2 separate regions of the Homo sapiens genome follow, and region 2 is linked to region 1. A link is a contact called in ENCODE Hi-C or POLR2A ChIA-PET data. All regions are on one chromosome and are shown on one strand. Each heading gives the region's core, a stretch centred on a gene start or an enhancer-like site at or near the end of the contact. The rest is flanking DNA. Distances are from core to core; before and after follow the strand shown. Region 1 has its middle 87 kb from the start of FASLG. Region 2 overlaps TNN (tenascin N).

Region 1 (2,981 bases), core at 58-2,557:
AAGATCGCTTGAGCCTGGGAGGCAGAGGTTGCAGTGAGCTGTGATCACTCTAGCCTGGGCAACAGAGCAAGACGCCATCTCAAAAAAAAGAAGGAAGGAAGGAAGGAAGGAAGGAAGGAAAGAAAGAAAGAAAGAAAGAAAGAAAGAAAGAAAGAAAGAAAGAAAGAAAGAAAGAGAAAATAGAAAAGGAAATTCAGTCCCGTGAAGTAATAGCAATTTTTATATACTTGTGAAATATAAACTGTCTTGAATATCTCACTAATTATTTAATACATGCTGCTTCACTACTGGGCTTTTCTTATTCTCTCCAATTGCCCAAATGACTTACCAAGGCAATAGGTAGTGATGATGGCTCAGTGATATAGAATTTGACAATAATTCTATTCGCGCTTTCTTGGACCCAGAGGGATTTAATTATTGAGGAAAGAAAGACAGTCTCCTTGATTGGAGGACAGCGGCACTCCTATGATTTGGATACCCAAGAGCAAAGTTAAATGGAGATTCTAGGGCAGACATGCAAGTGGGCTTGATCTCACTTATCTACTGTGATCTGACAGCAGTGGCTGTCAGGAGCATGGTGACGGGAAGTATCTTGAGGCTACATCCTGGCTAAGCAAGAAAAACATAAGACAATTAACAATGCTTGCAAGGATGCAGAAGTGGTGACAAGAGCCCATATTGGCTCTACATGTTATCATGAAAAAATTAACCAAATAAGACCACGAAGGAGAGTTAGATTACAAGAAACTCCTTATTCTGTATAGTGGCTATGTACAGCCTTAATTTTGATTCTCAATAGACCTGCTGAGATTTCTTAGGGCCTGGATGAATAGTCCAATATCACAAGCCATTAACATACATGAAAATTAAAGATGTAATACTAGCAAGTGATCCTCTTGGAAATGTCCCCATCAGGTTCCAGCTGACCAAATGTAAACTTATTTAAGTATGTTTGTAGATCTTGAGCTCTTAGCCACAAACATCACTTTAAATGATGAGTAAAAATAGATAAGTACTTCAAACATTGGCAAACACTCAAAGATTCAAAACCAAATGTTTCTTCCTAGTTTACCTTGTTTAAAAAGATGACACAAACTACTCCTAAAAACTAGTGACTGCCTACATTGGTAAACATTCTGGTCCTGGTGGCCTCTGGTGTTTCTTCCTTCTAGTCATGTTGTCCTTTTAAGCAAGGGTCACTCTTACTCCTCAGAGGAAAGTCAACATGACTCACTTTCAGAAACTGAAAGTACACCATGTCCACATAAGCAGTGCTGCTTACTGTATAACCGCAAAACCACATCAGAATAAGTCAGCTGCTCAGGAAGGAGAAGAAGGAGTGAGCTGAACAAACTCACCCCCATTCCAGATGGGGAGACTTTAAGAGTAGCCACAGGCTTCTTTGTTAAGCAGAGACTTAGATCAGAGGAGAAATGTCAGTGGCAGGCAGTGCAAGCAGGGTCCCTGGCTTCTGGTTACTGAATACATTGAAACAAGAGCCCACTCAAGGCCCCACTGTAAAGCCCTGAGGTTTTGGCTTCATCATCTCTTTCCTTTCCTTTGGTACATTCTTTCCCTAGTTTTCATCTCTCTCTGAACGTCAGGTGCTCTCTTGCCAAACCTCGTGTTAAGTGATTTTGGACAGGGTTTAAAGAAGTGGATCTTTTCTCTGAGTTAGATATTGTTAGGATCCCATGACTGGGTATCTTAATAATTCTTACCTAGAAGGTGTGAAGAATAAAACGAGACTGACTAAAGCATTCCTTGGTAAAGCAGCAGCAATCTCTTATATCAATAAGGATAGGGGCACACTGGTCATTTTTGTGGTCACTTTTAGACAACGCTCTTGGTTTCATCTGTGCTCAGACAGGATTATAGAGTGGATTTTATTTCTTTCTCTATTGTGATCACAGAGTGCCTTTTCTGATGTTGGCATTCTATGAAATTGTTTCTACTCAACAGGAGAACACTGGCCTAGCCATGAGTGCAGCACTAGCTTTAGCAACACCAAGGTCTAGCCTGTTCTCCATTCTTTCCTTGGGACAATCCACTCTTCCAAGTGACATAAACTAATCAGAAGAATTAATATCAGTTAACAAGAGTTAAGGGGCTGGGGAGGGGGGGTGTTCCGTACTTGCATTATAATAGTGACCTTTTAGAGAAAAGGCTGACCCCAGATAAACCATAATAGAGAAACTGGGTGGAAGAAAATAGATTCAGGAATTCTCCAATTAAACCATATAGGCAACCAGCTCCTCTGCCACCATATTAGCTGATCCTACATTTCATACCCACAGTTGAACTTCCAGGTAATCAACTAAATGAGGTCCATTCATGTTACCCTACTGTGCAGGCTTTTGGGATGGTTTGCCAACCACACTTCTAGAAGTCTCTCCTTTCATACAGAATCTCCTCTCATCTGGCAAGCTAGTCTCTTCTTGTTTTTCTGGTTTCTAAATGAATTCATATTGGAGCTTAACTTGCCAACCCTTATGAGTTGCTTTCAGAATGATCGCAACTGTTCTGAACAAGCCACCCTTTCTTGCTTGACTTCCCACTACTTTGGAGAGTGATTGTGAATCCTTGTGACTTCTCTTCACAGTACTCTTCTGCCACCTGGTGAAAGTTCGTAACACAACAAGACACTAGAGTTGCCATTCACTTTCAACTTCTACACACCCTGACACCAACACTAAGAAAACAGACACACTCACAGATGTCAGTCCATAAACACCTTGTAGGCATCTGATGCTCCCAGAAGAGGCCTGTCCACTAGGATTTCTGGGATGACCCCTCACCCATCTCTCCTTCTTCCGCCTCTCTGAAGGAAATAGCTGATTGAGAAGGATCCAGTTTTTTGCTAAGAGTTCACATTGAGACTGGAAAGGAAATGAGAATAAAAAGTATCTGGACTTCTGAAGGGGCCACAGTCAGCTCTGTGGGATAAGTGAAGCAGGAATTCCTGAGGACATCTTGCTGGT
Region 2 (3,038 bases), core at 173-2,672, 2.4 Mb before region 1:
CCCTCCCTCTGCAGGTCACTCACATACACCCCTATGTCTCTGCTCCCATGACAGCCACCCTCGGCCTTCTCTCATCCTGGGTCTGTGTTAACAAAACAGCCTTCTCTCTGGCTTCTTGCCTGCCAGCCCCTCTGGAGTTTAGACGTCCATTTTCATCATCTCAGGCCTAACAGTCTACTTCATACCACGTGGAGGTGAATTCCTCTTCCATGCCTTGCAGGCCTGTAGGTTGGTTGTGCCCTATGCACAGTCTTGCATCCCACCATCTCCACCACACACCCTCCACTGTGGACCAGCCCACCTTCCAGGAGATTTCTCTCTGCCCTCATCTGTCCAAATCCCAACCATCCCTTCAAAGCCTAGCTCAAGGCCACTTCTAAAGAAGATTCTCTTTATTGGTCTTCCCATGCACCCTCCTAACACACACACACACACACACCTACACACAAACACTCCTGAACTTCCAGAGCCCTTCTGGAGACACATGTAAAATTCAGTCCTTCATTACATCCCATCTGGAAAACTGCTTTAATTATTTTGCTTATGTATCTCCTGTTTCCCTATCATATTTTTCATCCTTTTACAAGCTTTCTTTTTCTGCTCATAAAAGGCAATAAGGGCCCATATCAATCACAAGCTTCATCAAGCTCTGTTCCTGCAATAAAGATTCTTACATTTATATCTCAGCTCTAAGTTTAGCGATCTTCTTCGCATGTGCATTCTCATCTCACTCTCACAGCAACCCTGTGAAGTGAGCAGGGCAGCTCTTAGTCCCGTGGGGAAACAAATTCAAAAAGGTTAGACTCTAGGAACTTCTTAAGGTCCCACCGTCCACAAACAGCAGAGCTGGGACTCAAATCTCTGTCCTGAGATTCCAAGTCCAGGGTTCTTTCTGAGACACCAATCCACCTATGCCTTCCTTGTTTCAATGGGGGGCTTCTTGCACGCTAGCAAGAGAGAGCTATCTATCAATGGCTCTTCAAGTGGGGTTCCCAGACCAGCAGCATCCACATCCCCTGAGAACTTGTTAGAAATGCAAATGGGCCAGGCACGGTGGCTCACACCTGTAATCCCAGCACTTTGAGAGGCCGAGGCAGGCAGATCATGAGGTCAGGAGTTCAAGACCAGCCTGGCCAATATGGTGAAACGCCGTCTCTACTGAAAATACAAAAATTGGCCTGGCATGGTGGTGCACACCTGTAGTCCCAGCTACTCTGGAGGCTGAGGCAGAAGAATTGCTTGAATCCGGGAGGTGGAGGTTGCAGTGAGCCAAGATCGTGCCACTGCACTCCAGCCTGGGTGACAGAGTGAGTCTCCATCTCAAAAAAAAAAAGAAAAGAAAAAAGAAATGCAAATTATTTGGCCCCAGCCCAGACCTACAGAACCGGAAACTACAGGTTGGGCCCCGGCAACCTATGCCTTGACAAGCCCTTCCGATGATCTGACGCAGGCTACAGTGTGAGAACCTCTGGTCTACAACTTCACTTGTTTTTTAGGGAACATTTACTGAATACCTGCTGTGGAGCAGCACATGCTTGGCTCTGTGAACACAAAAATAAGAAGGTCCTTGCTCTCAAAAACGTTTTTGGAGTGGGTGGGGTGAATATGCAGAGTTGGTAGCATATGTTAAAAGGGAAGGTCCTAATTTGCCCCCTCCAAGTCTGCAATCTCACCAGCAGCTCGTTTATGCCTCACCCAGAAAAAGCAGGAGGATTCTGGGGCCACGGAGGCCACTTCCACGCAAACACAGCAGACAGGTCTGTCTCCAGTAGTTTTCTCCAATCCAAGAAAGGTATATTGTCATGCTAGTCATACACATTTCCGCCTCCCTCTAGACTTTGTACAGAAAGTTAACCACAGCTTGAAATAACGTGCAGTGTCTCCCTTAGTAACCTTCTTTAAATGAGCACAGCTTAGCTAATTTACATAGAAGGTTCCCAGGGCTGCTTTCTAAGAATCTGTGCAGAGGCTCTCTTAAAGACATGTTTGTGATGATCTAAACCTGGGCACTGGGATAAAGAAAGGTAAAGCAGGTTTTCACCCAAATGTGGGAGGTCTTTTTCTGCAGAAGGATTTTCTACCTTCTAGAAACTGAAGCCATCCTAATGTTCAGAGTGTAGAGAGTGAGAATGAGGACTGGAGGGGTTCATGGCAGGCCCATGAAAGGTCTGTGCCCAAACTCAGAGGGGATCAAGTTGGTCACCATCCATCTCATCAAAATGTCCCTCTGAGGCCCACTCTCCCCCTCTAGGATTCACCAGGTTGGGAAAGATGGCCCAGGCAGCTGAACCTTCAAAGATCAGGAGAAGCCATTAACATCGCATCCCCTGTCAGTCACACACAGACACAGTAGTGTGTGTCAGAACCTTGAATGTCTTTTATTTCAGGATTAGGAATGGATGATTACAAATGATTTGTGCCATTTCTAGCTCTCCCTTTCATCCAGGTACCCATTAATTTTTTTTTTCTTTTTCAGGTGCCAGCATTTAAAAATCCATCCCTGGTCCCAACCCACTAAATGCTTCCAGAGCTCCCCAGTCACATTTCCAAATGCCCCCAGGTTGGGATCCATCCCTGGTTGTGTCCCCACTGTGGCCCATGCAGGTGGGACTCGAAATCAGCTGTAAATCATTGGTTAGCCCTAGAATTCATTCTGCACCATTCTGAATGCCTAGCTCTTTATGTTTGCATTATGATCTCTAAATAGATGAATAACATCTTAATGGTGGAGCTCATAAGATAGCCTCCCTGCCCCCACTAGAAGACTCAGAATCAGAAACTAAATTTACACATCATTACCTTGCTGGAATTTGCTTCATGAAGGGAAAATGGACTTTCTGATATAACTTGAGTGGAAGTCAAAAGTTGAGGGCCCACCTGGACAGTCTGAGTGGGGAGCAAGCCTTAAGCCACACATTCCTGCCAGGCTGCATGCATGCCAGTTCTAATCAGAGCTAAAATGAAGATAGAGGCTGGGGAGAGCTGGTGCGTGCAGGGAGGTATCAAAATATTCACCTTCCATTTGAATGCCGTGTCCT

The links. Hi-C counts contacts between places; a loop is a spot of excess contacts on that map. ChIA-PET counts read pairs that join two places held with the same protein, here RNA polymerase II (POLR2A). Pooled maps may share reads with other maps.
Region 2: a pooled map shows a loop between it and region 1 (6-fold over the local background). The contact joins two enhancer-like sites. A Hi-C loop is called at or near these places in 1 of 168 maps with a recorded cell type or tissue (endothelial cell of umbilical vein) and 2 of 50 pooled maps. POLR2A ChIA-PET finds 5 or more read pairs at or near these places in 1 of 52 experiments (T-cell).

The regions. Positions count from the first base shown.
Region 1 is chr1:172,744,782-172,747,762 of GRCh38, reverse strand. No RefSeq gene overlaps it. Among named protein-coding and RNA genes, the nearest start is that of FASLG, 87 kb to the right of the region's middle. Within about 2 kb of position 1,307, at least 14 of the 41 ENCODE cell types and tissues checked have a DNase peak (open chromatin) inside an H3K27ac peak, as active enhancers do.
Region 2 is chr1:175,140,920-175,143,957 of GRCh38, reverse strand. The region is part of intron 17 of TNN (tenascin N); the gene reads right to left. Among named protein-coding and RNA genes, the nearest start is that of KIAA0040, 50 kb to the left of the region's middle. Within about 2 kb of position 1,422, at least 2 of the 41 ENCODE cell types and tissues checked have a DNase peak (open chromatin) inside an H3K27ac peak, as active enhancers do.